Linked DNA regions of Mus musculus: regions 2, 3 and 4 are each linked to region 1. Evidence: chromatin loops called from intact Hi-C (ENCODE). Cell type or tissue: heart. All regions are shown on one strand. Region 1 holds the start of Dnajc13 (DnaJ heat shock protein family (Hsp40) member C13). Region 2 overlaps Dnajc13 (DnaJ heat shock protein family (Hsp40) member C13). Region 3 overlaps Nek11 (NIMA (never in mitosis gene a)-related expressed kinase 11). Region 4 overlaps Cdv3 (carnitine deficiency-associated gene expressed in ventricle 3).

The links. Peaks named below come from ENCODE experiments on the same cell type or tissue, not always from the same donor. Only the 100,000 strongest peaks of a DNase experiment are listed, where the experiment ranks them.
Region 2: it touches region 1 in a loop (2.1-fold over the local background); 3 of 42 quality-filtered maps call a loop at or near these places.
Region 3: it touches region 1 in a loop (3-fold over the local background); 14 of 42 quality-filtered maps call a loop at or near these places.
Region 4: it touches region 1 in a loop (3-fold over the local background); 2 of 42 quality-filtered maps call a loop at or near these places.

Annotation. Positions count from the first base shown.
Region 1 is chr9:104,258,096-104,266,095 of GRCm38, forward strand. It overlaps Dnajc13 (DnaJ heat shock protein family (Hsp40) member C13), which reads right to left and starts at 4,835. Exons shown (of 56, transcript NM_001163026.1): 1 at 4,604-4,835. In heart, no CTCF peak of the experiment used is centred here; a DNase peak (open chromatin) is centred at 4,876; H3K4me3 peaks cover 2,358 bases; H3K27ac peaks cover 1,799 bases.
Region 2 is chr9:104,200,577-104,208,576 of GRCm38, forward strand. Dnajc13 (DnaJ heat shock protein family (Hsp40) member C13) reads right to left here. Exons shown (of 56, transcript NM_001163026.1): 22 at 7,177-7,330; 23 at 2,839-2,942; 24 at 2,596-2,755; 25 at 1,312-1,374. It overlaps Gm46130 (a long non-coding RNA gene), which reads left to right. Exons shown (of 5, transcript XR_003948220.1): 4 at 3,651-3,812; 5 at 7,690-7,934. Among named protein-coding and RNA genes, the nearest start is that of Gm46130, 23 kb to the left of the region's middle. In heart, a CTCF peak has its summit at 3,481 (motif pointing right); no DNase peak of the experiment used is centred here.
Region 3 is chr9:105,385,136-105,393,135 of GRCm38, forward strand. It overlaps Nek11 (NIMA (never in mitosis gene a)-related expressed kinase 11), which reads right to left. Exons shown (of 16, transcript NM_172461.3): 2 at 7,714-8,000. The coding sequence starts at 7,886. Among named protein-coding and RNA genes, the nearest start is that of Nek11, 6.2 kb to the right of the region's middle. In heart, CTCF peaks have their summits at 4,383 (motif pointing left) and 4,582; no DNase peak of the experiment used is centred here; H3K27me3 peaks cover 320 bases.
Region 4 is chr9:103,356,010-103,364,009 of GRCm38, forward strand. Cdv3 (carnitine deficiency-associated gene expressed in ventricle 3) reads right to left here. Exons shown (of 5, transcript NM_175565.3): 2 at 7,966-8,000; 3 at 3,867-4,009; 4 at 271-430; 5 at 1-20. The coding sequence ends at 5. Among named protein-coding and RNA genes, the nearest start is that of Cdv3, 5.8 kb to the right of the region's middle. In heart, CTCF peaks have their summits at 2,074 and 3,760; no DNase peak of the experiment used is centred here; H3K4me3 peaks cover 941 bases; H3K27ac peaks cover 78 bases.

The DNA of each region.
Region 1 (8,000 bases):
TACAAAGGTGCATATTTCTGACAATTTATTACTTACTGTGGTGTGGCAAACTTCTTTGCATACTGAAATGCACAGTCAGTTTTACCACAATGCCATTTTGATAATTTATTCTTAACTTATTTCAACATGGCTGGCACACTGGGCTGGGGCTATAGGTTGGAAGTAGAGTGTCTGCCCAGCATATACTCAACACTTGGAAGAGTGGGATTCCAACTTCACATTTACTGATGTGCTAGTTCATAAATCACTGGGAAACATAAGATGAATGTAGATAAGTACTCAGCTGAACAGCTATGTAGAAATTCTCAAAGCATGTACATGCACAAATCAAAGAGCTTCAATCCATGCGTATACCACACAACTTCACAACACATTACATTTCCTTTCAAAAACTTCACAGAAACTCAATACACTGTTGACTCCTTCCCATGCTCATGTCCACAAGCAACTAACAAAATGCCAGAGTACTGATCCATGCAAACAGTGCTGCTTCCAAGTGCCCACTGCTTGAGCTGTTACTGTAAAGCTCACAGTTCTGTGGCCCTAACCTATTTTTCATAAAAGTCTTGTTTTTATTCAATTTTACATAGCAAAGCGATTTTAGGGAAAGCACATGAAATGCCTTTATGTACCACCAGAGAGGAGTGTTTATTTTCTTAACATACAGCATGTTTGCATTTTTAAATTTTTTTTGCTAAATCTGTCTGGTAGAGAGAATATCTTGTGTACTGTATTGATATACCACCTGTCAATTAAAAAGTCCATGCCCTGCGAAATTAGGCAGGAAACAAAGGTGGGACATTTGGGAGAGAGATAAAGGATTCTGGGACAGAGCCAGGCAGGAGATCCGCCCAGGAAGATGTGACAAGACTGATGCATGATACCTGAGTACAGGTAAGCAGACACATGGCAAAATGTAGGCTGGAATAAATGGGATATTTTAAGTTTTATCTGTCAGAGAGGAGCCTAGCTATATGGCCAAGGTATCTTGTAATATAATACTTTGAGTAAATATACTTTGAGTCTGAGTCTTATTTTGGGGAGCGTGGGGCTGGGAGGAAGAACCAGGGCCTAACTTCAACACTGGATTTTTCCCTTTATGAATATTTTTGATATCCTATCTAAATACTAAAGTCCCAACATTTGTTTTCTTGTCTTCTAAAAATGTTTTAGTTTTATATTTTACAACTAGGTCTATTTTTGTGTCGAGCTTGCCTGTAATCATCAATACAATGTGCCATAAAGTCAGTTCTGTCTATTAATGTAGTTATCTTTTGGTTTCATGGTGTGTCCCTTTTATTTTAATCTCTCCTTCAGAGAGGGGTTCTTGCACACTATCTCTGTGTATATATCTTATAGATATATAAGAAGAGGAAGCTGGAGCCTCTCTAGCTGGTTACAGGTGAGTCCTGAGAACCAAACTCAGGTCTCTAAAAACAGCAACAAGTTCTGTTATGCACTGAGCCACCTCTCCACCTGTATTTCCAAGTCTTAGAGCGGTTTCATCTGTGTTTTAGGGAGACAGAATGAGTAGTCTCGATTGACATTACATACAGGTCGTGGGTTTTTCCTCGAGGTGACACAACAGGTAAGCCCAAAAGCACTCGGCATCTCTCTGCTGTGATCTTGTTTCCAGCACTTCAGTTCGATTCCTTCAGTGCCTATGTTTTTGAAATTACGCATTGAATCCAGCATTTGAGTACTGCCTATTGGATAACATCATCTACCTCCATCAACCTGAGTGTAGCTATGATAACGGCTCTCTTAGGAATTGCTTTTCTCCTTTTAGCTTTCCATCTGTGCCTTATCTCAGGGAAGCTGGACATGTATAGAGTAGTGGAACTAAGGTGAGTAATTTCCTGACCAGATGAGCATCTCCCTTTTCTTTGTGAGGCCAAGTGCAGAGATTACAGTAACTTTGTTAGGAGTTGAGCTCAGCTACGTTCTTGCAACAGTTAACAGCAGGGTACCACTGGCTTCATTCTTTTTGCAAAATACTGTGTATCTGTGGAGAGAGTGATTTAACTAGAGAAATGTCCCTCTGACCCTTGTGTTGTGCTCCTGTGACCTTGTGCTTTTGAGGATGCAGTCTCTGTTCTGAGTATTATACTCTTACCTTCTCCATATTCCACTAAGCTCAATATAATTTATTATCAATAGTGCTGGTAATATGGCCCACACATATACATTAAACTTTGTTATCCAAGGAGAGAATGAGAGCAATTTCTCAACCTTCTTAAAAGCTATGCTGCTGTTCCCCTCCACTGGGTCTGAATGACAGACTTTCAGCAAGACTTTTTCCTAGGAGCGTTCTCAGTGCAGTTTGTGTGTAAACAGCTTCTAAGTTGGCACACTCACTTGCATCCCTTTTTCAGCTGTTCTAGCTGAACTCTTAACCACTGTCCAAAAGCCCTCCTCTCGTTTTCACCCCTCCCTCTTCAGCTCCTCCTTCAGGTCTGAGCTGAGCTAGTGATTCTCTAAGTCCTCAGCCCTCTAAGCTGTCTCTAAGTGATCACCTTGGTTCGTCTAGTTTTTGTTTGTTTGGTTGGTTGGTTTTGTTTCTCACACCTCCCCTCCTCCATGCTGTAAAGCTTAGAGCAAAGCTTTGCGTCTTAGAATCAAAGCTAAACAGTACAAACGACTTCAGGCTAGCAAAGAGCATGTTAGCAATTATCTTATATAAAAAGGCTGAGGAGAAGGTTTTACAAGGCCTCCCGATGAGCCTAACAACCCGAGCTCAATCCTCCTGTCCCACACTGATGGAGACACCATTACAGCTCACTACCTGAGTTCAAGCCTCAGGCTCCACACCGTGAAGAAACACACTGCACTTCTGCAAGTTGTTCTGACCTTCACACAGCTACATGGCACATGGACCCAAACACACAGAATAAATACAAACAACATTCTAAGTGCAAAAAAATGATCCTAATATGTGAAGACTAAAACAAACATAATGAACTAAAAACTGCACTTTAACTCCCACCAGATATTAGACCAAAGCCTTAGCAACAAGCAAAACTGGGCTGCCATGTAGCTGCATAATTCTGTTTACACTTTCCTCAGAGAAGCAGGAGAGAAGTCTGAAAGGGACATTGCAAACTCACCCGTGTAATTACAAGTGCTGGAGGAATGGGGCCAACAAAGGTATAACATGATCTTTTGATTTCAACTCTACCTTAGTATCTATTGGGAACTAGGTTCCACTATTAACCTTTCTTCTAAGTTTAAGAAAAACAGGTTATTACCATCTGCCTGGGTAACCAAATAATTCATGCTCTCCACCAGTGTGCAACTTTATTACTGTGCACATTCACGTTTTAGAACTTGGTTTGTTTGCAGTCACGCTTGCTAGTATGATTTACACTACTACTACTGCATTAGAAAAGAATATCCATAGTTTCTCGGGGGAATACGAATGCTGGTATTGGCCCAGGACTCAAGCTAGCTTTAAGGTCTTTACATCCCTGTTTCTTAACTCTGGCTCCTCTTTTTCTCCTTTAATTTGTTTGTACTTCCTGTTTCCAAACAAATGTGAACTCAGTGTTTTCTCAACTAGGACTGGCGGTCCCGTCCCTGAACGTAATGTGGTATTAACAGCCAGAGCCACCATTTGCGATATTGCAACTTAAACATTGGTTTATACTATATATGAAAATTAAAGGGGCTTTTATGCTGTAAGCTAAATTAAGTTAAACAATGAGGCACTAGAAACAACAACAACAAAAAAAAAAACTAAACTATAGAATAAACGGGAAAAGCAGATCGTGGAAGTAAAAAATCACTACTTTGGGAGTTCATCTCTGTGTTAGGGGGCGATTTTTATTTACATCATCCTTCCACCAAGTGATTAGGGAAACGGTTTCAAGGTAAGAGTGGCTAATTTAGCATCTTACAATAGGGGTTTTTTGGGGGGCGGGGGCACGCAGGTGTACTCTCAACACCCACTTCATTGGGCGTCCAAAGTGCTGCTTCACCTACACCAAAAGCCGCGTTCAGAGGTGAAATCACAGCCCAGCACGGGCAACAGTGAACAGGCCAGGCTACTTTACAAGAAGGAAAAGCCTTGGGGGGAAAACTTGGTGTTTGATAAAGGACTTGAGGAAGAGAACAGCAGCTGCCCCTCCTTTCCCATCAAATCGAAACAAAACTGAGACGAGGAAAAAAGAAAGAAAAAAAAAAAAAAATCGAGTCTACGCGGGACCCCAGAGGAAGGAAGCAGGACCGCTAACCTAAGAAAACCGGAGGCGCCGGCATCCAGGAGGGAATCCCGAGGGCGGAGCCCACAGGGGAAGGAGGTGTGGAGTTGAGTCGGGGAGAGTTGCCGAGAGAAGTGGGGGACAGGGATAGTGATGGGAGAAAAGACGGCCAGGCAGAGAGAGGGGTGGGGCTGCCGGGCAGTGCCCCGGGCAAATGTCACTCAGAGCCGGGGGAGGGGAGGGTCCGAGCGCAGGGATCCCTGGACGGAGGATCGCGGCTTCAGCAGGTTCGAGCCACACACAGCAGCTTAACGCCGCCCGCTCTGGGGTCCCTGCCCGGAGCCCCCGGGTCCCCGAAGGTGGGAAGCGGCATCGCAGAAACCCAGAGCCGGAGGCGGCTTTACCTTCGCAGGAGGCTGGAGGCGCTCCAGCCCGAGCTCCGCCCGCCGCCGGCTCCACGTCTTGAGTAGGATGGAGGCGCCGCCGGCCCCGTCCCCTCTCGCTTTCCTTTTCCCCGCCGGGGCCTGTCGCCGCGGGTTCCTGCGCCGCGGCCCCCACCCCTCCGCTCCTCCCTCTGCCTCTCAGAGGCTCGCCCTGGACGCCGCCATCTTCCACCAGGCTTGCGAGCGCTGAACCCTAACGCGCGTGCGTGGCCGCCGCCCCGGCCGTCACGAGACCCTGTCAGCTGACCTCGGCGCTTCCGCCTCGCGCCCCGCCCTCGGGAGCACTGTGCTCCCTCCCTCGGTGGCCCATTCGCCGTCTTCCGGGAAGCGCCGCGTGCGCGCCGCCCGCCGTTCCGCCTCTCGGGAAGTACGCGTGCGCTTAGCGAAAGAGAGCCTTGGCCCAAGCAGAAGGCGAGGCGCCACGCCCCCTGGAGCGGTCCGAGAGGCCACGCCCCCTGAATCCCTGGAGACACGCCTCTCAGCCAGACGCTGGCATTGGCTACTGTAACTCTGCAAAGGAGCAGCTCTGTTACCTAGCCCTAGTCTTCAGTGTCCTGGCGCATCCACGAAGCCGTCGAAAGCCTCAGTGCGCATCTCTGGTTTAGCTGCATCGTGGGCATAACTTTTACTCGCTACTGACACACCCTGAACGCGGATTTAAGTTTTGAGTGTTCAGGGAGATAATGGAGACCGAAGCCTCAGAGGTCAAAGGCCTTTGCGGGTGAAGTGTTGGGACAGTTAACACTGCTGCCTTCCTGGACCTCTGATCCCAGAGCCAGGATTTAATTGGCCAACTACTTAAGGTCAATTAACTTGCAGCCGTCTGAGATAGGGATTATCCTCTATTTTCAGATAATAAATTGATGTGTAGTTCCACAGTAGTAGACTTAGTATTTGAGCTCAAGTAAGTTGACTCAAGAACTGCTCTCTGGATAGGAACTCACTGAAACTATATGAAGAGGGGAACTCAGGAGAGTGACAGTATCAGAATGAAACAAAGTTACAGATGACAATTGTGTCAGAGCTCTGAGCAACAGACGGTGTCTCATCTAAGATGTGAGAGGGGCAGACTACCCTCTAAAACGTGATTCTGTGGGGGGAAAAAAACTTGTATGGACACACAGTTCTAGGTTTAAATGCTCTGGTGAGCCTAATATTATTATTGTGTAGCAACCCTGGAACTGGAATTTCTCAGGGACCCCGTCTGTGGTTGAATCGTTTCATAGATGGAGGTTTTGGGATGAAAAACATGTAAAATGGTTTCTACAGACTTGACTTTTTGGCCGACTGACCCATTTGTGTTACTGGAGACGACTAGATTTTTCCTTAGGAAGGCTTTCCCACACTGTCCCAGTGAAATAAAAGTGCCTGTGAGCAGCCAGAAATGGCTTGCTTGGAAAGATGAGACCTGAAGTAGAGTGGAAAGGGGAAAAAACAACAATGAAAAACAAAACAAGATGCCCTTGGCCTATCCCAGGGTAATAAAAGCATGTGCTTACGTGGCTTTGTATATGTTACAGACCCTTAGAGTATTGCCAGAACTAGGTGTGGGCGGTCCTATTTCTATTTGGTAAAAAAGGCTGACCCAGAGTTCCTAAGTGACTAAATCAAGGTGAGGTTCATCCAAAAGGTTGAGCCGAGATTTGGCCCCAGACTGTAACACCCAGGTCATCAAACTACTAAACCCTTGACACTGCCTCTCTATTTAATATTTGGAACCAAATAAATGGATTCTCAGAGGTGAAAGGAGCTTAGGTAACATGAACTGCCTCCGTCCCCTGTAGTGGAAAATTCCCTGCCTCTGAACGCATCCTGAAGTGGAGAAACTGTATTCTTCCCATAAGCCTTCTCTTGCAGAAATCATTTCCAGGTTTGAATGGTTGGTTTTGCTCTTCTCTCCTCCTCCTCCTCCTCCTCCTCCTCCTCCTCCTCCTCCTCCTCCTCCTCCTCCTCCTCCTCTGTGTCCCAGCCTTTCATTATCTGCCAGTCCACCTGCCCATATCATCGTATCCCACCCTTTCCTGTGTTTCCACCTGCCAGCCTCTGTGCTGCTTCCTCATTTCCCTTAGTGAGATTTGCATAAAGTTGTCACTCTTCTTAAGATGCTAGAACTAGAGACAAGAATCGGGATGAGTAGGAAGACTTGGCTCATCTTTCCAGAGACTTCTGTTAAGTTACCTGGCTCCCCACCCCCTCAACATTTTTGAAAGGGTGTCAAGTTCAAGGTAGACCTTCAAACTTCTCTTTCTGCGTTTATCTTTTTTCCTTCGAAGCCCATGATCGCAAATACAATTGCAGATACCTTTTTTCATAGTGCGCACCTATCAAATTTTCATACCAAAGTTGTGCGATGATATATCATTTCAACACTTTTTAAAATTCACACCTCACTGCTTTCTAGACAGCAGTAATTTTATCTGTGTTCTAAGTCGACATCCAACACAGGAGACGTTCAAGATCTTAAAAGATCTACATGGCAAAGCCTGTTCATTGAGTTCCCTGCTACTGTTGAAGTGGACTTCCTAAATATATCCATGCCCAGACCCAATATAACCACTAAGAACTCTACACCATGCCGCAGTGTTTCGATCCACATCTTGCTGTCTACTGCTGCCTTTGTATTGTTTTGCCATTTGAGGCATGGTTTCTTGCTCTGTTTCCCAGGCTAGCCTTGAATCTTTCAATCCTCCTTTGTCATTGCCTGGAGTTCTGTGGGTTTAGTTTAGTTAAAACATTATTAGATTTATTTTAGTGTATGAGTGCTTTGCCCACCTATCTCTATGTGTACCTCTTGCATGCCTGGTGTGTGCAGAGGGCAGATGTGTGCCTTGGAACTAGAGTCATGAATAGTTTTGAGCTGCCATGTGGGTGCTAGGAATTGAATCCAGTGTCTTTGCAAGAGCAACAAGTGCTTTAAACATCTAAGCCACCTCTGTAGCTCCTGGAATGCTTTGGTCATGGACAGTCATGACCACATCCAGATAAACTGTTTTAAACACATTAACCACCATCCCCATGTGGCTACTGAACATGAAATAAAATTAATTTGAAAACTGCAAGATAGCACTTAATAATGTGTTATCGATGATATGTGTGGTGGGATGAGACGTAGCCCCCGGGTCTTAGGCATCTGAACATTTGGTCCATAGATGGGAGCAGTGTTTGGGAAGGTTTAGGAGGTGTGCGTGTCACTGGAAACAGGCTTTGAGAGTTTTTATCCAGTGTCCATGAATTCGTGGTGCTGTTTGCATGTTCAGGTTCCCCTGGATATGGACATTGCTGCCGCCTCCCCCACAAGAATGGCAGGGTTCATGTGTCTGCCCTCTTTTCTCAAATAAAATGGTTTAACTTCAGAGAG
Region 2 (8,000 bases), 58 kb before region 1:
TCTCTTCAATCGGCACTGTAACCTAGAACACTCTCTAGGATGAGCACATGTGGAATTTCTTTAGACATGCTGGCATGCAACCATACTTACTTGGCATTTGTAGGATTCAAAAGACAAAATTATCCCATAAAGAGATCATGTAAGAATGTCCACTTAATACAGTCTGAGTAAGCACTTTCCTCCCCCAATAAAGACAAAGCGGCATGATAAACCCTAGCCCTACAATTATCCTGCCCACCAGTAAACAGGTTATCCAGTAACCAGAAATAAAATGGTACATTAAAGAACTCTTCCATGTTCTAAATTATGCAGTGCTGCACACACACTGGGGAAGTACTCTACCTCTGAGCCATACATACCTCCAGCACCTCCTGTCTGTTTCTGTAAACATAAAGGACTAGGCTCCATCTAGCGCCTGGAACACCAGGACAGACCACTCAGGAAAACCAGCAAACCTTTCCCTCTATAAACCCAGTTTTCTCATCTTAGAGAAAAGCAGCCCCCGTGGGTGACCTGTCTGGCAGGTCAGCAGTGCCCGGGCGCAGGCCTGGGGAGTGACAGTGACTCATAGGGAACACTGTACCTTATTAAGTGACCGTGACTCATAGGGACTACTGTACCGTATTACAGTGACTCATAGGGAATACTGTACCTTATTAAGTGACAGTAACTCATAGGTAACACTGTACCTTATTAAGTGACAGTGACTCACAGGGATACTGTACCTTATTAAGTGACAGTGACTCACAGGGATACTGTACCTTATTAAGTGACAGTGACTCACAGGGATACTGTACCTTATTAAGTGACAGTGACTCATAGGGAATACTGTACCTTATTAAGTGACAGTGACTCACAGGGATACTGTACCTTATTAAGTGACAGTGACTCATAGGGAATACTGTACCTTATTAAGTGACAGTGACTCATAGGTAACACTGTACCTTATTAAGTGACAGTGACTCATAGGGAATACTGTACCTTATTAAGTGACAGTGACTCATAGGGAATACTGTACCTTATTAAGTGACAGTGACTCATAGGTAACACTGTACCTTATTAAGTGACAGTGACTCACAGGGAATACTGTACCTTATTAAGTGACAGTGACTCATAGGTAACACTGTACCTTATTAAGTGACAGTGACTCATAGGGAATACTGTACCTTATTAAGTGACAGTGACTCACAGGGATACTGTACCTTATTAAGTGACAGTGACTCATAGGGAACACTGTACCTTATTAAGTGACAGTGACTCACAGGGATACTGTACCTTATTAAGTGACAGTAACTCACAGGGATACTGTACCTTATTAAGGATCAGCTTGTTGAGGAAGAGGATCAGCCTATCCCGCTCGAGTTTATCAGTGCACTGATGAAATAAATGACAATTCAGTCAACAGTGGATAAAAAATCCAGAGACAGCTTCACAAAATCAACGGACAGCTCCTAAGAAATATCAGTTCTGAGATATGAAAGAAACAATTGCAGCTGCCTGCCTGTCAATCACTCCAATTCTTCAGGGTTTTACTTTACATGCGGATTTGTAGCACTGCTCTAACTTCCTGGAGGGAAGACATTCTTATGTCATTACAGAGACTCCTATAGCAGCTTTTAGGAGACATGAAGTGAATTCCCCAGACTTGCAAATGGTTCACTGAAATGAGTCAGTGAGATGGGAAAGGCGAGTACCTAAAGCACAGTGCCCACAGTCCTCCAGTCCCTTGGAGTGACAGTTAGGGTTCTGGACTGCACAATAGGCACGGTGGCACAGGCTATCAGTCTAGCATTTGGAAGGCTGAAACAAGAACGATCCCAAGGTGCAGCCAGAGCTATACACTGAGTTTGCAGGCAGCCTAGGCCACTGAGAAAGCTCCTGACCACCCCCCCTTCCCCCACCCACATACACACAAACCAAAGAGAACAAAGGACTCAATGGTGCGGCTCAGGTCAGTGCTAGCAACAGGGTTTTCACACTGGCTGTGCTGCTTGCTTCATGAACTTTCCACAAAGCAATGCCTCAGAGTTGACAACAATCACGGTTGGCTATTCTGAAAACTGTGAAACAGCTCTCTTTCATTCAATGTGTGAACATTAAAATGGTTAAAACAGAAGAATATAAATACTAATGCAAGAATGAAGGACATACTCTGCATCAAATACATCACAGCCAAGTTCACTCCACCCCAGTGCTCAAGTGTTGAATGGTAAGCTGCATAAAACAAAATATAAGCTAACTTATTTCCTTTTTTAAAATCACCAGTGTTCTAAGCAACTTCACTGTCTTAAAATTTAATGTCAGAAACATGTATGATTTTTTTCCAAAATGAAAACTCAAAGATACAACTCTGGAAGTTACTATTTCTATTATACACCTCTTGCTTTCTCCCACATTTAAAGTTGGCAAAGTCACTAAAGTTGCTCAAAATCAAGAGCTGAAAAAAACAAACCAGTATTTTCCTATGCCTTCTAGTAAAATTTCAATAACTGTAATAGCTATTATACAGAAACTCATGCAGAAAGTCACTGTGACAATGCCATCAGCTTAGTTTTGACGCTATCTATCAGCACCCTTCCCCCACAGTGGCCTTACCCTTTCTAACATCCCAATGATGTATCTCGTATCTGTGAAGGGCCCTATTTCTTCATGGCATCTGCCGTAAACGATAGCAAGGGCTTGTAAACACAAACACTTCATGTTAACTTTTGGAGTGAGCAGGAAGCGATGGTAGAGCTCATTGAAAAACTCATACCTAGATTTAAAAAGAGATTCAATAGAAACAACCAGGAAACAAATAGCGACAGCAAATCCATGGAGATATGAAAAGAGACTCACGATCTTTTTATTGATCCACTTTCTTCATTTTCATCCTCCTCCAATAACAATCTCAAGTAATAGTCTCCTATTTTGATTTCCTCTGCCAGGCACTCATATTTAACCTTTATTAACAAATATAAACACCAGTTTAGATTATAACAGATTTTTTCTTATTCATGGCTTAACACTTGTTTTCTTTCCTTTTGATTTTTTTCAAGACAGAGTTTCTTGGTGTAGCCCTGGCTATTCTGAAACTCACTCCCTCTGTAGAACAGGCTGTCCTCAAACTCAAGAGATCTGTCTGCCTCTGCCTCCTAAATGCTGAGATTAAAGTCATGCCCCACCACGCCTGGCTGAGTTTATCATAAAAAAAAAAAAAAGTAATATACTCTGTGTATGTGTCTCCAAGCATGTTTAAAGGCCAGAGGTCAACACCGGGTATAACCGTCTACAGGTCTCTATCTTAAGGAATTTGCCATCTTGTCTAGACCAGCTGTTCTTGAGCTATGGGATCTGCTGTCTCCATCTGTCCCTGACCAGCAACCCAGGTGCAAATGTGTGCTGCCATGTTTGCACTGCCCAGTCCCCTCTGTTTTATTATATGTATGAATAATTTGCTGGCATGTAAGTCTGTGTACATGTGTGCAGTGCCTGTGTAGGCCAGAAGGGGGCAATGAATCCCTTCAGACTGGAGGTACAGTTGGTCCTAGGCACTAAACTCTGAAATGCTAGTGGCACACTTAGCATTTTAGTGTAGGTGCTGGGAATCTGAACTTAGCCCCTGAGCCATCTCCGAGGTCTCTATTATTCCTAAACTGTGACTATTTCAGATAGATACCGACACGTTATGCATGGCTGTGCTTCATCAGTTTGGAGTTCCACAGCTGTGCAGAGGGGACAGTCTTCCCTGCAGCACTGCCTGCCCGCCTCACAAAGGCTGCTTCAGCTCGTCCTTTGTTGCCTGATCAACAACAAGGCCTACTATCAACATGGTAAGCACATCTTAATACCTCAGGAGCCCTTGACTGTCAGGGTAGGGGATGTGTGAGGGAAACCCCACGACCAGACTCTGGAAGAACAAAAGGACCCTCACAACTTAGGCTGCTTATCACAAGGAAAGAATTATGAATAACTGTAAAAATTAATTCCCTGATGACATTATCAAAATTCTCTATACAAAGTCTAAAACAACTGCTTTATAAAAAAGTACATTAGTATATTATATCTACTTTCCTTTTCTTCTGCAGATTCTGAATATTCAATGTACTCAATTTCTACTACTGAGCATCATCTTGTGATAGCACTATTCTTATTCTGTACACTGGAGATTTAGCAGCCGTAAAACAAAGTTCAGCTTAGGCTTAAGGCTGCTGCACAGGAGGAAACTTATGCCTGGTACAGTGGATCTAGCCAACAATCTGCGGCCTCAGACGTGAGCCTACTATGATTATTTTGCTAAATGAACACAGTACCAAAATGCCTTCTAAGTATGCAATTCCAGGAACTGGACGGGTAGCTCAGGGGTTAAGAACACACACTGTTCTTGCAGAGGACCTAGGTTCAGTTCCCAGCACCTACATCAGGCAGTTTTACTAACTCCAGTTCCAGGAGCCTCCTCTGGCGCCTGCAGGTGCATGCGTATGGTACACATAAACTCAAAACTCACATCAGCACACACATAAATACATAAAAATTTAAAATTAAATAAATCGTAAACATGGATCTGTGTCCCCACAGATTAATGCAGCTCCTAGTCCTCATTAGAGGGACTGTTATGTAGATAGACTCACTACTAATCAGACCTAAGTGGGACATCTCTATTACACTCTTCCCTCTTAGGGTCGGGGACACTGAAGAACAGGAAGCAGAGACTGTGAGAGCTGGAGGTGGGGGAGGGCCAGAGGAAACAGCGTCTTCTGGAAATGACAGGACCAGTGCACTTAGGAGCGCACCACAATGGTAGCTGGCTGGCTGGCTGCCTGCGTAAGACCAAGCTAGTCAGCATTCCAGCACACATCAGAGGAACCCTGTCCTTGGCTGAAGAGCTACTGAACGTTATGGCTGCTAGGAGAGGGGAAATCAGGTTCTTTAGGGGTGTGGCCCTTGGTGGCTGCTCAAGCTCCTACCAAGCATATATGGGGCAGCACTCATTAGACTTAGTCAGTTACACGCCTTTAATCCCTGCACTCAGGAGGCAGAGAGTCAGATCTTGAGTTTGAGGCCAGCACGGTCTAAGGAGTGAGTTCCAGGACAGCCAGGACCAAAACTACAATTAGGGAATGAAGTTGTGAGGGGATGTGGCGATTCCTCTGGGAGTAGTTGGTGGTAAAGTGGGGGGATGAGTAGGATCCATATATACTGTGTGCATGCATGAAGTTGTGGAGGAACAGCTAAAAATATATCTTAAATAGTTTTGAAACCTGAAATCCGTGTATATAATTTTTGGGTGATAGTAAGTGCTCTAGCATGAAGCAGGCCTGTGGACAGGAAAGGGAACACATAGGACGTATGTGTAATACGAAGGGGACTCTGCTTTTACAGGATAGACAGGGAAGGTCTATCAGATGATGACACTGAAGAAAAGACCTGAAGAAGATGAGAAAACAAATTATGAGGCTTTCCAGGGGAAAAAAGGTTTATTTTAGGCAGAGGCTAATATTAAGTAGAGAGATCTTGGGTTAAGAACATGTGGTGTTTCTGGGAAGTTAGTGTGAGTGGAGTCAAGGGAGAAGCATGAGATAAGATCAAAGCAAAACCACTCTTGTTTGAGGGATACACAGGGAAGTCATTTCAAGAACTCAGATTAATAGTACATGAGGTGACAAGCCACAGGTGCACAAAGGCGTAAGCAGAGAAATTATACACTCCACTCCCATCTGTGTTTTGCTGCAATATGGGAATTGAACCTAGGGCCTCACCCATGCCAGGCCAGCACTGCAGCACTGGGCTCTGTGTCCAACACTCTACCTGACTAGGAATCAGATGACCTTGTCACCGTGTGCAAGTACAGGAGTACATGGAACAGAGTACAGGGGGGCAAGGGTGAAGGCAGTGATGGTCAGACAATAAGATTTGAACACATGCACGTAGTGTAGGAAAGAAAATCGAAGCAGGAGACAAAACCTGACGAGCTTTCAGAAAACGCAACAACAACAACAAAATAATCACGAGATGATGAATCAAGCAATGGATATAAATAGAGGCCCAAGAACTAATTCCCAGTGGTGCTGGCTAGTTTTATGTTAACTTAATACAAACTGAAGCCATCTGAGAGGAGGGACCCTTAAGAAAATGCCTCCATAAATTGGGGCTGTAGGCAAGTCTCTAGGGCAAATTATCAATTAGTGATTGGAGGGGGGGGGCAGCCCATCCCAGGTGGTCCCATTACTCGGCTGGTGGTCTTGGATTCTATAGGAAAGCAGGTTGAGCAAGCCATGAGAGCAAGCCAGCAAGCAGCACCCCTCCATGGTCTTTGCATCAGTTCCTTCCACGGTAGACTACAATGTAGAAGTGTAGCCACATCACCCTTTCCTCCCCAATGCGCTTTTGGTCACGGTGTTTCATTGTAGCAACTGGAACCCTAAGATACTAGGTCAGCTGTGGCCACAGAGATGAGAAGACTTGAGAAAACTGAAAAGAATCGAAGGAAACTTAGGAGACTGCAAGCGCCTTAAAATAAAGTATGCAAAAACATTTCCAGGAAGGGATGACATTTAAATGATATACTTTAGAAGCTGGGTTAAAGATCAAAGCCAGCAGGATTATGTGTCTGACCAATGGTTACACTGGTTTCAATTATATACAATCATGCATCACTTAGCAATGAGGATATGCTCTGAGAAGCCCTTGTTGCTGGGTTATTCTGCTTTTTTGCAACAAGCCCAGAGCATGCTTAATACCAAACACAGATGGCTCTGATGTTATGCTCCATGAATAAGCAAAACAACATGTAGCACATGACTGCATGTCACACATCATCATACTCATACATACACAGGTAAAATTATCTATCATGTATGTTCTCTGTTCTTCACATCAATTAGTTTAACAAAGCAGCAACCAGAATCTAATCATAATCTGGAAATCTACATTCCAATAAAGAACAAATCTAAAGTCCCAGGTGTGGGGGAACATGCCAAGATGATCTGCACGCACAAGCCAAGGTTACTCAAACTCACACATGATTCTCAGTGTATGTTGAATAACTTATTAAAAGGCATTTTTAAATTTTTTGGTCTCAAGCAAAGACTAGAATTTCCCAATATTTTCTGTTATATTATGTGGGGAAAGATAATGATGTGGTTACATATGTGCTTTCCCTTTTTTGGGTTATATGCCGTGAAGACAAAGCTGTACCTCAAACTCATGGTGGTTCCAGGAGATGACACTGGCGCTGCCCAGCTCCCTATCAATGTTAAATGTCCGCATCTCAGACTCAAGGGCATCTTTCAGTTCTTCTCGTGTTTTAAAATTCCAAATGAGGTTCGATCTAGCGTGGTCTTGACTAAACCTAAACACACATGAAATGAGGAAATCGTATGAAACAAGCATTTCTCAAAACCTACCAATAGCCTGTACTATATCTTATAATAAGCAAGACAAGCACAAGACTATTAAACCTTGCCAAGAAACAATAAAATATGTATTAAGCAAGCAAAATAAAATGTCATTGGTAGAATCTCATAATTAACACACATTCACTATAAAATTCTTTTATTTTGGAAGTTTTCAATATAAATGGTGAAAGCCTGAACTTTAAGATATTAGATAAAGTTGTATGAAATTTAAACATGGATAGTTCAATTTCAGTTATCTGTAGCTAACAAAAGTTCAAACTAGAAAACAATACTGTCATATGTCCAATTTCAGGCTGTGCAGGATGAGCCACCTAGGTGGCACTCACAGATGACCCAGAGGCCTCTGCAGAACTGCTGGAAAAGCCACTACAGCCAACGTGGACAAAATCTAAGCTGGGGTGGACGGACTTCCTATCTGCTACTTATCAGTCAGCAGCCCCTTAGAGGGTCACTTCGGGGTTCCATGTTTCCAAGGGTTCCCGAGGAAGAAATCCAAAGCATATACTTAAGGATTTCCTATGGCTTAAATGGTCTAAGATGCAAGTAGTGTGGCGTGTTTTCAAACCAAATACTTACCTTAACTAGTCAAGATAAAATGAACAT
Region 3 (8,000 bases), 1.1 Mb after region 1:
TGCAGTGTTGGGACATGTGTATCGTACCCTGACAAAGGTTCAAGAACCATCATGGAGGGGGCTTGGGAAGAATTTAAGAGCCATAGGCTGAGGAGGACCAGGGTGAAGACCAGGGTGAAGCAGTGTCTTATGGACATAACAGGAAAGCTGTACTCACTTGCAAAGCCACAGCAGCTGTGGGTGTCTGCAGAAGACTGTTCAAGATCAATTTAGTCAAGTGCAGTCATGAAGTTCTAGCCCTGCCTCCACTCCTAACTGACGAACTACTGACAGAGGCTTCTAGAGTAGGAAGAGCCAGTTTTGTTTTGTTTTTGTTTTTTTTTAAAGTGTGTTGAGCCCTGGTAGGCTGGCCACATTCCAGTGGACTGACTCCATATCCATGACTATCTGAGGAGCACAAACTGGACTCTCCGTGGGTCATGTTTAAAATAAGAGGGAATAAGAAGGGGAAGGTGGGCCTGGGACAGAGTCAGGAAGAGGAATGTGGGTGAGTATGATCAAAATACATTGTGTGGAATTCTTAAATAATTAATAAAATATAGTTCAAAAGAAAATTGACTTATATTGTAAAATTATGCCTTCTGGAAAGAATATCCACTTAAAATTGGATTTGTTAATATTGAACTACTAATATCAATGTACTAATCCTTTGAGAAGAAATAATGTCCTTTTTATGCACAGTGAAACATTATACAGAGAAGGGAGTAAGTTTTAGTTCACGCCTTACAAAATAAACATGTTTTCCTCCATCTCTTAATGTGTCATAAGTAAATTCAAAAACATTAAGTCCTTTCTAATTATAGCTGAGCCTCTTGGCAAATATAATCATAATTTATGTCTGAGTCTCAAATATCCACTGAGTGATGCAGAGTGCTTGCAACTTAGAGTGACTGCAGCAGAGGTCTTCATCAGCTTACACAGTTATGTCCCTGCAGAGAGGGTACACTAGCAGAGACAAGATAACCCCTCGCTAAGGAGCCTAACAGATACAACTAACAATCTTATATAAGAATAGAGCCTCCATAGCCAGCCAGAGGGGCTCATGTGATAGTAACTCAGCCCAGTGAGTTACTATGCAGTAATTTAAAACAGGGTGCTTTGCCTGCATGTAGATGTGTGATGTGTGTGCCCTGGTGCCCTCAGATGCCAGGAGAGGGCATCAGATACCCTGGAACTGGGGTTATAGACATCTATGAGCCATCATGTGGGTGCTAGGAATCAAGCCCAGGTCCTCTGCAAGAGCAGCTAGTACTCCTAACTGCTGCGCCAACTTTCTATCCGCTTAAAATAATACTTTTATACAGTATTTAGTATCTGGGAAAATACTTAAATCTTAGTGCTTTAAAAATTGATGTGGAATTCTTATACACACACTGAAGTCCTACGTTACTTTAGGGTCTTGCAGGTGGAACAGAATTGTTGCTACTCAGTGGTAGGCTGCAGTACACCTTGAAGTGTTCTCTTCTCCAAACCAGGAACAGCCCCAGCACTGTAAGTTCTTGAGCTCCTCCCACCAGTGCTACTCAGTCAGAAACTCTGGAGGAGGAGGAGGGGGGGGGAGGAGGAGGAGGAAGAGGAGGAGGAGGAGGAGGAGGGGAAGGGCACCTTCCTCACAATTCTAACACAATAAGGCATGAAAACAACTACCTCTAACAAATACTTCAGGCTTCGTATGACATAATCCTTCCCAGGAAACCCTGCCTATTAGGGGAACTGGCAAGCTTAGATGGATCTAAGTTATGTCACAGTAACCAAGACTTTTTACTGCCCCAGTGTAGGTGGCACATATACCAACTTCTTCCTTATGGTTATGAAATCAGCATCCTTGGCTCCCCTAGACTGGATACTTTCAACACCGGATGCACACCCAGACCACCTCTAAGTGCTCAAGGATTTAGAGACCCATGCCAGGCTCCAGGCCGCACAGCATCTCAAGCATCTATACTTTGGAAGTATGAGTCTTCTGTTGAGCCAGAGGTAAGGACCACTACTACGCGCTCCAGGGTCCTGAAGATTCAATAAGCAGTAAGCGGTAACCAATAGCTATTATCTGGGTTTTTGTTTTGTTTTGATTTTGTTTTCCTTTTAAATTTTTGTTATGTCTCTCCATCCCCCAATCTTAGACTGCCAACGCACACAAAAGGTTTCAGCAAAAAGTGAGTCTCTCTTGTTCACTGCCACACATCTCTGAGGCAAGACTATGGTTTGTTTTTGTTGTTGTTGTTGGCTGTTTTGTTTTGTTTTTTAACTTGCCTGTCCAAACAGAAAAAAAAAAACAAAAGATGTATAGCTTGTTCTGCTGCTTTTGTAGGCACAGCAGCACCTCTCATAAAATGTTTGCATATTACTTTCAGTATGGGAAAGAAGAGTCCTCGAGATGTCGCATGTGTACCTAGCGTCATTCACAAGACAGAGACACTGAGAATTTCCACAAAGAGTTGCCTTGAATGAAATGTCACATGATGACATAGTGAATTACTGTCAAATTATTCCACTGATGATTTTGTTCAGAAATATTTTTACTTCTGATTTGAATACTCAGGGTTTCCCAGAACCGTCACCAGGAAGGAAAGAGTCACTGCTTGGAGTAAGCTTTGAACTCAATTAGCATCAAGGTCTCAGAGTTCTCTTGTTTAACTCTCTAACACGGGCTGTCCTGGCAAATGAGGGGAGCTGAGGCCTGGAGTCCAGAAGCCCAATTCAAACACGCTGTGTTCTTCAAAGACCTAGGTTCCCTTAGGTCCATGCAGGAAGGGGATTCTATCTCCCAGCACACCACACAAGCCAGCGACGTCTTCTGGAGAATCGGGCTGATGGCCAAGCTTGGCTTCGCTTGGTCTGATAACTCGGCTTGCTTTTCTCCCTCTCTTCCTCTCTACCTTCACTTCTCTCTGCTGTTATTCTTCAGTTCATTCTAGTAGCCACTCCTGGCTCTGCTTTCTCCTCCATTTTGTGTGCCTGACTGAGTGGAAAATCAGCTCGCTATGACTCTGAACACACCCAGTACAGCCAAGCCAAGCATGCCCCAAGGAGGGGAGGGCCCTTGAAGATGAAGCCTGGGCTTGAGGACATGTCTTTGAGGACTTGGAAGTTTTTCATCTTTAAAACAACGAGAGATAGAGACTTCTCTCAAAAGAATACATGCCAGTTGCCGACAGATATATGCTAAGGTACTCAACATCATTAATCACTAGGAAAATGAATCTTAAAGCCACAATAAGATACTACCTCTTTATACTTAGTGTGATGATGATGATCAAAAGAAGAAGAAAACAAGTGCTGGCGTGGAGACGGAGAAAAAGAAACACACTCTGCAGGCAGGAACGTGAATCAGTACAGCTAGTATGAAAGACAACGGCAAGTTCCTCAGAAAATGAAAAACTATGGTCTAGTAATCCCACCAATAAACACAAACCAAAGAAAGTCCGTGCAGAGAGACATCTACATCCCCATGTTTATTGCAATAGTATTCCTAAGAAGCAAGGAATGGTGTATCCACCGACTGATAAGGAGGTAAAGTATGACACAGGCATCCATGGAAATGCCTCACAGTCTTAAAGGGATAAGGTCTGTCATTACAGCATCATGGATACAACTGGAAGGCAGTAGGCTAAGTCTAAGTCCTACACAGGAAGACAAATACCACAGGATCTCAGCAAATGTGGAATCCTCAAGTTTATCTCATAGACATAGAGAGGAGAGTGAGGGAAATAAGAGGGACATACAATGCTTAGCAGAGATGGGGAGGGCCAGGCCAGCCGAGTAGTAAACATGGTAAGATGACTGTACACTAATGACAGTATGCTGTAATGTCTTCCCCACAAAGAAATGGTATTTGAGGAAAGAGATCTACTTATCCTGATCTGAAGATTATATAATGTATACATAAACTGAAATATCACATAGTGTCCTATAGATGCACATAATTTTATGTATCAAAAGATCCTTGGGATTTTCTTTTAAAATGCTTTGGTAGCTTAATGAAGATATAAACTGAAATTATGAACTATAATATTCTTTTAGAACATAATTACAACCAATAGAACAGAGTGTTTATAATTATGAGAGAAAATATTCCCCAAAATAGATTTCTAAATTTCATGATGCATAATGTCATAGTGGAAGAAACAGCTTGCTCATTCACTACATAACTTTAATCTTATTACTGCAATAACTAAAAAAGGAATGTCAGATATCTGTGCCCACAGAAAACTCTCTCCAAACACGCACCAATCAAGCGTAATGCCTGCAGTTTTTATTTTTATCCCACTGCTAGTCGGAGAGCAATAAAAAATTTAAAGGAAAGTGGTATTTACACTTACAGTGTAATTAAAGTTCCCAGTATACACAAAATGTCAATGATGGTGTGGTGCCCCCAAGTGGCAAAGTGATGAACTGCAGGACTTTGTTGGGAGGGTCAGAAACTGTAGTCCAGTTTTTCAAATTGATTGTCTGAGTATTTACGGATATCACTGGAGCCAATCATAAGAGTCTACATCCCAGGGGCTATTAAAGCCAATTCTTTTAATATTTAATATTTAACATTAGGGAGATCCAGCCTGCTCCACTAAGAAAATAGCAATCATAATATTATAGAAATCTTAGCAAGCATTCTGCTTTGCCTAGTTATGACATCACTTCCTTCTGTCTGTGGTCTGGTGCATGAAGCAGATGTCAAAGGCTTACCTAACAAACAGACTGTTGGATAATGAGGGGTGCTAAGGAGATATCCATCTCGTAAACCAAAAACGCAAGTGTCAACAGTATGGGGCTAAGGGGGAGGTGTCATTCTAAAAAATAATATAAACCAAAATTATGAGCTAGATATTCTCTTTTAGAACATAATTACATCGAGTAGTTTTCATAAGTTTGGCATTCACTCTGTGTGGCTAGAAGACCACCTTTAGGGCTGAGGGGAAAAGTTCTTTGCAGGACGAGCACGTGAGACTTGATCTTCATTATCATCCTGGCAGGATTTAGAATTTACCTAGAAGTATCACTGGGCATGCCTGTAAAGGCCTTTCTAGAGAGGTTTATCTGAGGGAAGACCCCCTGAACTCGGATAGTTTCCTTTTATGGGCTGTGATCCTGGACTGAGTGAAGAGAAGATGGGGAGATGGGAGTGCCACCTTCACGTTGTTCTGCTCCCTGACTGTGGACACGATGTGACCAGCAGCTCTACACTCTACTGCCACACCTTACTAGGATGGATGCGTGTGCTCAAACTCGGGGTCAAAACAAACCACCTTCTCCAAAACTGCTGTGTTAGGTACTTTGTCCTGGCACTAAGAAGACTAAAAAATGCAGAGTGTAACTCATGCTCTAGGAAACCCAGATGACCGCCCGCTTTTGCCCTTCTACTCGCTGGAACTGACTGCAAACGACAAGTTCTCAATCACGACAACTTCTCCAAGTGTCACATACCGGGACAATTCTAAGAGCCCATCTTTAAAATAAAGCATTGGTAACATTTTGTTGTTGTTGTTTTGGTTTGGTTTGGGTTTTGGTTTTTTTCGAGACTGGGTTTCTCTGTATAGTCCTGTCTGTCCTGGAAGTCACTCTGTAGACCAGGCTGGCCTTGAACTCAGAAATCCGCCTGCCTCCCAAGTGCTGAGATCAAAGGCGTGCGCCACCACTGTGTGGCTTTATCATTCATACAACACAGCAAGACATGGGAAATCATTTGTCATTCTGATTTTCAACCATACTTGAAATAGCCAAGGAGAGAAACAGGAAGAACTTAAAGGAGCCAGATGCTGCTGAAGAAAACAGACACTGGGATAGAAGCTTGATCTCCCAGGGGCAAAGGAATTTCTTGAGGGCACTGTCCTATCCTTTGTTTGTATTCTTCCCATGGGGTGTGTGTGAGAGAGGGAACGAGGGAGGGAGGGAGGGAGGGAGGGAGGGAGGGAGGGAGGGAGAGGGAGAGAGAGAGAGAGAGAGAGAGAGAGAGAGAGAGAGAGAGAGAGACTAGACTGACTAACCAGGAGTCAACCTTGTTTCTGAGGAATGATTTCTCACTAGAGCAGACATCTGTCAGCTTTGCTTGGCTGCCAGGCAGCAAGCCCTAGGGACCCATCAGTGCCCAGCTCCTGAGCATGGAGCTCGGCCGCATGCAACACCACACCGAGCTCTGTCTATGTGCGTTCTAGAAATCAAACTCAGGTCCTCACCCTTCACCAGCTGAACCACCATCCCAGCCTAACTTCAGTTCCAATGAACTGTTAACTACAGCAAATAGAAAACAGGAGTTTCCCCCTACTGTGAGAGTTTATAGGGTTTGACCAAACTGAAAGGTGACAAGGATACCACTAATGTCAACTAGTTTTTTTTGGGGGGGGGGGAGGGTCGAGACGGTTTCTCTGTATAGCCCTGGCTGTCCTGGAACTCACTTTGTAGACCAGGCTGGCCTCAAACTCAGAAATCCACCTGCCTCTGCGCCCCCACCCCACCCCGCGCCCAGTGCTGGGATTAAAGGCATGTGCTACCACGCCAGGCTGTAAACTAGTTTTAAATGAGGCAATCAATTTGTTTGAAATTTCTAGCTTCTGACTACATATTCTGAAGCTCTCTTCCAGAGAAGCCAAAGAAAATACACTCTTTCTTCGGTACATCCCATTTATCTTGCATGTGAATTACTGTTCATTTGCATTTTGTAGCATTTCTAAAAATAGTCATCATGAATGTGGTGGCTATTCCTGGTTGTCAACTTGACTATATGTGGAATGAACTACAACCCAGAATTGGAAGGCTCACCAGTGATCATAATCTTGAGGCTGGGAGATACAAGATTCTGACCTGGATCTTGGCATAGAAATTTTAGGCATAGAGACTATGAATCCCAGGAGACTAAGGCAAGGAGATCTCTGAGTTCAAGGTCATCTGGGACAAAGCAAGTCCCAGATCCAGGAGTTGGTGGTACACACCTTTAATCTGGGCCACACCTTCTGCTGGAGACCTACATAAGAACATTGGCAGAAGGAAGATTCTTCTTGGCCTGCTTGCCTTGTGGCACTGAGCAACTGCTAGATCCTTGGACTTCCTTTCACAGCTGCTGCTGACCATTGTTGGGGAGTTGAACTACAGACTGTAAGTCATCAACAAATTCCCTTACTATATAGAGACTACCTATAAATTCTGTGACTCTACAGAACCCTGACTAATATAAAGAAGAATTCAGCTTTTCCCACTGAGGAAGTCTCAAACACAGTCAGTAGGGATATTTTGCCATTGAGACTGTAATATGCATTAAAAAATCATTTTTACATAATCTACCCTATTCACCTTCTCTGGTCATTTGAATACTTACTTTATTTGGCTCTGAAATGTGCATCATATTTTTATAATTTTTTTTTTTCGAAACAGGTTTTCTCTGTGTAGCCCTGGCTGTCCTGGAACTCACTCTGTAGACCAGGCTGGCCTCGAACTCAGAAATCCGCCTGCCTCTGCCTCCCAAGTGCTGGGATAAAAGGCATGCGCCACCACTACCCAGTTTTTATTTTTATAATCTTATTTGGGGCTAGGAGTATAGTTCAGTTTTTAAAAGCAAAGCCCTGTGACTTCAAGTAAAATGGAGGTGGGGCATCTATACAGAAATTTGTGAAGCCCTTTTCTGTTTGTAAGTTTCCTGTTTGATACAGAGTACAGATCAGATGTGACTCCGTGTTCTAAAGCAGCCTGTGGCTACGCACACATGCGCAGTTTATTACTTACAGCTCCTCTCCAGGTTTGGCTTTCTTGTCTGACACCAGATAGACAGTTCCAAAACTTCCACTGCCAAGTTTCTGCTGAAGAACATATCTTCTTGCAATCAAAGCGGTCGGGTACATGGGGATGACTGTGGGTCTTCTGCCCACACACTTCGCAGTCTCTTGGAATTTCAGCATTGCTCCAAACAAGATAAAACTGGCTTGTTCATTCACAGAAACAACAGTTGGGCATCCGAGCTGATGTTTGAAAAGTCAAACGGGAAGTGTTGATTGATGCCAGATATATGGGAA
Region 4 (8,000 bases), 900 kb before region 1:
GTATTCATTTTAAGTACCTGCTGAATGAAATAAGATTATTTATAGTATTAGATTTATAAATGCCAACATCTTTCATCTTCTCACATTTACTGTGAATGCAATGATAAATGCTTCTACAATTCTAGTTTCCATATTTAAAAGGAACAGAAGCCAGTAATAATGTACTTAAAGGACTCTTCCCCCACCTTCTCCTTCCCTCCTGGGTACCAAAGCCTCACCATGTGCCCAGCTGCCTGTCAGAAAGCCTAGCTCATAGCCTCACATACTTACTTCCGGCTCTCTACATGCTTGGCAGTGGACTGCAGGGATGGGAACTGCGTGTCACTGTATATTTCTGGTGGTCCTTGTGGCGTTTTCCTTGTTGTGGTTAGCCTTGCCCCAGGAGGCCTGTATACACCACTGGGCATTGCTGGCTCCGGGGTTTCTGTAACTAATAGATAAACCATTCAAATGTTTGACTTTCTTGTAACATTTTCCCACACTCCTGATCCTATAACAACTGTAGGAAAGGCCACCCTGATTTAGAATGGATTTGGACTACACAATAAAAACAAAGTTCTGTGAGAAAATGTCTCAAGTAGAACCTTGCCCATCTCTTAATCTCTTCTGAAATTCAACACTGCTGTCGCTGGTGTTTCTATCAAAAGGTGACATCTACTTTCTCTACTTGAAAGGTGGGCTAAACAAGGTATTTTATATAAATTATTTAATAAAATACACATGCAGTATTTTAAATTCCTAAAAATAATAAAGGTCTTTATTTCATTAAGACTATTGGATGTTAAGTTTCTCTATTTGCTTATAACACAGGAAAAAGCACCTTGACTTTAAATTTACTGTGACTGAATTTGGGGGCCACAATGTTTCAGGTTTTTCCTGTCTCCTACCTTCCCAACTGACCCTTGATATGTATTCAAGCAGTGTCGTTTCCCACTTTATGAAAAATTTCAAAGTTTCAGGCTGGGGAGGCTCACTGGGACAGCACTGTAATCATCTACTAGCTGAAATAAAATGTTCTTATAGTTTAAAGGATTGCTTTCTATAGGCTTTGTTATGCCAGAGGGAAAGCATACAAGCTTTTACTGAGTATCTAAGCTGCACTTGAGATACACACATTAAAAACTGCCTTGAGGCTGGCGTGGTGGCGCACACCTTTAATCCCAGCACTTGGGAGGCAGAGGCAGGCGGATTTCTGAGTTCAAGCCCAGCCTGGTCTACAAAGTGAGTTCCAGGACAGCCAGGGCTACACAGAGAAACCCTGTCTCAAAAAAACAAACAAAAAACAACCTGCCTTGAACAGTGGAACATGCTTGCAACATGGGAGGCTGAGACAGGAGGATCTGGAGTTCAAAGCCAGCCTGGGCAACTCAGACCCATCTTCAAAAAAACCAGACCAAACACTAAATAACTACTGACCCTTACATTTCAGCCACCACATGTGGCTTTTTAAAAAAAATTCGTTATTTGTGTTTGTGGGTGATATGACTTGTGAGGCTTGCCTGCTCTCTTATGCACTCATTCATTCATATGTTTTTTTAAAGATTTATTTATTTATTATATGTAAGTACACTGTAGCTGTCTTCAGGCACTCCAGAAGAGGGTGTCAGATCTCATTATGGATGGTTGTGAGCCACCATGTGGTTTCTGGGATTTGAACTCGAGACCTTGGAAGAGCAGTTAGTGCTCTTAACCGCTGAGCCATCTCATCTCAGCCCCGTCTCTGTAGCCCTGGCTGCCCCAACTCAAACACCATCTGTCTGTGTCCTGAGTGCTGGGATCAAAGCAACACATGTAGCTATTTTAGATGAGTAAAATGAAATCTAGGTTTCAATTCCTCAGTCACATTAGCCACCATGTCCTAAGTATTCAACACAGCTACATGTGACTAGCCATCCCTCTCTCACTTGAGCTCATCCAGCACCCCCCAAAATGCTACCTAATGGGCAGTATATTCTAGAAGAGACAAAAAAAGGGGAGAAGGGGAGAAGGGGTGCCATGCCAAAAATAACAGCAGGAGTACAAAGGAGCTACACTTCAATGTGTACACACATCATGTAGATACACAGATGCCCCTGGTGGCCAGAAGGGAAAGGTGGATTCCTTGAAACTGGAGTCATAGATATTTGTGGTCCTCTGATAAGAATTACTAAGATATAATTCTGGTGCTGGTAGAGTGTAGGTTAGTACTCTTAACTGCTGAGCCCCAAAGAGGTTACATATTAAAAGGGGGCTTGGGAAGGGTTTTATTAACAGGGTAAAATTAAGCAGATATGAAAAGACCCTCTTTATACAAACCTGGTGGCAAGATCCAGCTCCACAAACTCACCACACAAATAATAAAAAGAAAGCCAACACTTAAAACCAAATATTAGTGAACAAGCTGAATCCGGCCCAACAACTGAGCACAGCTATCCTCACTGCTGTTAATTCCACATTACTGTCTATGCCACAGCAGCACAACAGAGACCACAGTCATCTACCACCTGGCTTTTCAGGCACCTGATAAAAAGAGGAAAGAGAAAGAAAATACTCCCAAAGCTAAGAACTAAGGGTCTGCTGGAGCTGTGTGTCTGGTGCATTCCAGGAGTAGCTTGAAAGAACATCAGGTTCAGGAGAAAAAAAAAAAAAAAAAAAAAGGCAGCATTTCCATGGTGATTCACACTAGTCACTTCAGCACTTGCCATAAGCATTAGAACTTAAACTCATGTGCACCAAAGCCCAGGCATGGCAGCAGCACATGCCTGTAAACAGCACAGGATGGGTGGGTGGTGACAGAGAAAAGAACATCCTAGGAGTGCGCTAGCTAGCTAGTACAGCCATTCAATCATCTCTAGACTCGGTGAGAACTTGTCTTAAGCATTTAGAGTGACGAGGAAGACACAGCCAACCTCTAGCCTCGATACCCACACAACAAGACATAAACACACACACACACACACACACACACACACACACACACACACACACACACACACACACACAAATTCAGGGCTAGCCTGAGCAGAGTGGGGATGAATATTACCAAAAATATACTGATGGCATTCTCAAAAAATAAGAACTTTACATATAAAAAATTTTTTTAACTTAGAAAATTGCCAGGAAAGCTCACACCTGTAATCTCAGGTTTTGGGAAGTGGGGTAGCATAAGGTCATCTGTATTACAGAGGACTCAAGGTCAGCCTGAGCTATATAAAATAAATAAAACTAACAATTTTGAGATGAAAATGCAGCTCTGTGGTACAGCACATTTAGCATGTGCAGAGTTTTTAGAGTTCAATTTCTAGCACAGCAAAAACCAGACAAACACGCTGAGCTAGGAAGCTGGCTCAATGGCTACAGTCTGCCGAGCATGTGTACAGGATGGTCAGATCCATGTAAGCCTAGGCAGCCATGGCAAGGCACACAAACAGGATCCTAAAAGCAAACTGGCTAGCTAGGATAGCTAGAACTGGTTTGAGTTCCCGGTTCCTTGAGAAACCCTACTCTCAAAAAATAAAAATGGACAATGAGACCGGCACCAAGCTGTGGTCCATCCACAAGCACTGTACAAACATGCAAACACACATCCAACAACACACATAAACCCCTAAAAGTTCTTTAGTTCTAAAGAAATTTTACTCACTCCCTTCTGCTGAGAATGTAAGCTTCAAGACCTAAGTGCAGCACCAAGAATGTGATTTAGTGGTAGGATGATAGCAGGAGGTGAACTACTTGGCTTTATTCCCTAGCACCAAAAACAAAAGCAAAACTTTGACAGCCTACAGGACAAAAAAAGTATGTCCCTCAATTTCTACATTCCTTCCACTAAAGCAGCATCCATTTGGATCCACTATGCCCATCCCTCAGGAGGGAAAACAGAAGATCACCTGTTACTGGAGCAGGAGGCGCTTGTACCGGAGCGGTTTTATTCCAGGGACCTGAAGATTTTTCTGCTCCACTGCCACCTCCACCTTCTTCCCAATTATCTCCTGGATCTTCTCTCTTCTCATTATCATCATCTTCCTTTTCACTATTGAAAAACAAGCACATTGAACTTCCCAAGAACTGGAACTAGATGTATGCACCACCATATGAAACTTCTACAAAAAAATACATTTCTTTTGAAAATATGGTCCAATTATACAGTCCTGACTGGCATGGAATCAGATACGTAGGCAAAGCTGATCGACATCTCAGAGACCTGCCTGTCTCTGCCTCCCTCTGCTGAGACTAAACTCTTTAGGGGCGAACTTTTGGGAATCAGTTCTCTACCATGTGGATTCTAGGGAATAAACCCAGGTCATCAACTTTTAACAGCAATACCCAATAATAAGCCATCTTGCTGGCCCCCATAAAAGATATTCCTATTAAAGCAAGATGTGTCCTAGCTTTAAGCCAAATTTCTTCTGGCTTAGTGTTGATTTTTTTTTTCCCTCCATTGGTGAGTGGAGTCTAACTTGGATTCTCATGTATGCAACAAAAGCATGCTAAACTGAGCCATACCTAGAATCCAAGACAAGGCCTCACTCAGGTAGCCCAGGCTGGCCTTAAACTCACTATATACTCAAGTAAGCTGACGATCCTGACTGATCTTCCTGTCTCTATCTCCCAAGTGCTGAAATTAAAGGTGTAAACCACCATACCCATCTTTATTAAGGCCCTTTAAAGACACTGCCCACCAGCTGGAAGTAACCCCAGCATTTAAAGACTTATGATGTCAAGAAAGAGGAACAACCTAATTTCCAATCTGTATTTAAGACTAAGACTGTCTCTCAGGGCTCAATAACAGAGCACTTCACCTGTAACTCAAAAAGACAAACAGAGAAGTAACCACCGTTTGGAGGCTGACTGGTGACCTCAGCATGCAAGCTGAGGCAAGAGAATGATGACGTCACTGATACTTTCTCCAAAAACTAAAGGTCACACCTAGATGGTCCTTGCCACCAAGCCTAACTACCAGAGTCTAATCCCCAGGATCCACAAGGTGGAAGAGAACTAACTCCTGTTGGTTTTATTCTGATATGCATGCCACAGCATGCTCACACAAAATAAACTGCAATTTTTAAAAGACAAAGGAAAAAGAGAAAGCCAAATTTCAGTTTTCCCTTTTAACATACAACCTGTCCAGCCATATAAAATGATGCTGGTCACTAACAAATAATATTCATGCCATTTAAATCATCATCTAATACATTATACTTATCATAAACATCAAACATCCAGAGAGAATCCTAAAGATCTGTAATTTTAATGAGAACTTTGATAGCTAAAACAATGTTAGGAACTGATTGCTCAAGTCCAGGTTCTGCCATCTCTGTCATTTAATGGTCAGGCTTTCAAGATGATACTGGCTGGCTTTTAGATATCACCAATACGAAGAGCAAATTTATACACTCAGTACATATATCACCTTCGTAACAGGAAGTAAAAAATTCTAGCTTTCATTTGAAAAAGAGATGGGAACATGTTATTCTCTAATGGATCGTAAAAATCTGATCAGATAGCACAACACCATTGTCTAACAGTAGCTTATTAGCTAGTATGAAGTTTATAATTACCCAGGCTAATTGTGGTTTCCAATCTTCATAATTTTTTCAAGAGGTTTTTTTTTTTTTGCCTTTTTAAATTGTAAAGCCATGTCAATACTATAATTGCTTCAGGGATGAAATAGGTAATCATCTGGGTGTGGTAATATCCCAACAACCTAATGCATCCAAAAAAGGTGAAAAAGATTCCCACCTACATGGCATTTACACCTGCATACACTGAAGCAGTTGCTTTCAGTTATTCATTCACTCTTTGAATCTATTCACTCACCAACACAGTAAATCACAACTGTTCATCTGTATATATGGTAAGAACACTTGCTGTAAAAGTAAAAAGAGCAGAGTTCAAACCCCTGGCCCCCACATGAAAGCCAGGCATGTCAACACTGCAGGGCAGAGACAAGTAGATCCTAACAGTTTATTAACAACTTCCTGACTCTAAAAAAGTTAAAATAAAGAATTTTATATCCTGTTAGAAAACCAGTTCAATTTAAATGTTCTCCATAATTTAACAAAATCAAATTTTATACTGAAAAAACTTGAAGGCCACCCCTCTACCTTCAGAAAGTGTTACTTTTACCCACTAAAATTCAAGTCAATATGTCCAGAAATTACCACTCAAGGGCATAATTTAACTTCAGAGCAGGGACCACATCCAGATAAAAGAAAGGAACCTGTAAACTCCCTCTCCAGATTTATAGATCAGACTTGGAGATACAAAACAAGAACATTTTCTACTTTTTCTTTTAAGTTTTGAGATAGGGTCTCACTAAATTGCTCAGAGTAACCTTAAACTCACTCTAACCCAAGCGCACCTGATTTTTCTTATTCTCCCCACCTCAGCTTCTCAACAGCTGACAGTTAAGGCTTTCACCACCAAGTATTTTCTAAAATTACTCATAAGCTTATATACTGCTCTTGTAGAGGATACAAATTCAGTCCCTAGAACACAGCTCCCAACTACCTGTAACTCCAGTTTCAAGGGAACTGATGCGCTCTCTTCTGGCCTCGACAGGCACCTGCATGCACATACATGTACATATACATCCCAGACATACATATGTAATTAAATCTTTAAAAAAGGAAAAACAAAGCAAAACAAAACACTAAAGCCACACCAAAAAGGGAGATAACTTCTAAGTTCCCTACTATAAAAAACAATGTTTAATTTGGTAAATTCACAAGTGAGAACACCTAGGGATATGAATGCCTGGGTGGTACAGACACTAACCATACATTAAAATATACTACCTGGCTTTTCAATAAGTTACCTCAGATCATATATAATCTAGATTTTAAAAGATTAATTTAGAGTTAAGAAAGTTATTTCCTCAACAACTGTCCCATATGGTCACTGGAATTCTCTACAAATTGCAAGCTTCAAACCAAAGACAATTTCCAATCATTTTGCTTGTGTAAGATGAGTAAAGGATTTTAAGGCAATAGAGCCCTACTCACTTTTGAACTTCAAAAACCTTACCTTAAATACTTACCCTTTCTACTTAAAAAAAAAATCTTTCCAAACATGTTACTTTTAAAACCAGATCTAAAATGAACTACCACAGATTGAACGTGACAATGTAGGTTCTCTTAAATCAACCAATCCAACTGTGAAAATGACTGTTTTCCTGAACTTTGAAAACCAGTCACCTCAGAGCCCGAAATGGCAGGTAGCACAGGCCTGCAATTCCAGCAGCTCAAGTTCAGTCCGGAATACACAGCTAAGAACTGTGCAAACGAGGGCTAGGGTAAGCTACTTTTGGGGATAGGTTCAGAAGAGCCTCTATTAACGTTCAATTTTTTGACTGGGGTAGTGGGTATTCAAGGTGGCTTCATGGTCAATGCAAATTCGTGTATGTTGGAAGTATCCTACACTGCAATTACCAGAGAGAACTAGAAAACAATTTTACTAAGTAAGTAAAAGAAAAAACTAAGTTCCTGCACAGCTTGGTGGTACATTTGGGTGGACACTTTAGAATTAAGAGTTCAAGGTGACATGTCGCTCAGCGGTCTTCCACAGATCAGGGTCCAGCTCACAGAACCCACACTAACAGCTGTAATTCCAATTCCAGAAGACAGTACAGACATGTATTACACAGGCAACTCGCTTCAAATATTTTTTTTTGGAAAAAAAAAAAAAAAACAAGCCCCTTCTTCTCCTGAGTCACACAGTAAGTTCTCAGGGCAGCGAGTGAACTACAGGAGCCCTACTAGGGGTAGGGAAGACCACCTAAATTCAAACACGAAGTGTTAAAAATTTTTAAATGACAAAAATCCATTTTAGTCAAGCCAAAAATCCACATAGCTGCAAATAGGGAAACCACAGGATTTTAGAGTTGGCAACTAATTTAATGACACAGAGGGCATTTAAAAAAAAAAAAAAGTAAACGCGTGCACTACTTAACAAGGTTACCTAATCCCACGTGTAATCACATCCTACCTTATTTGCATTGCCTGAACTCTTAATCCGCTGTA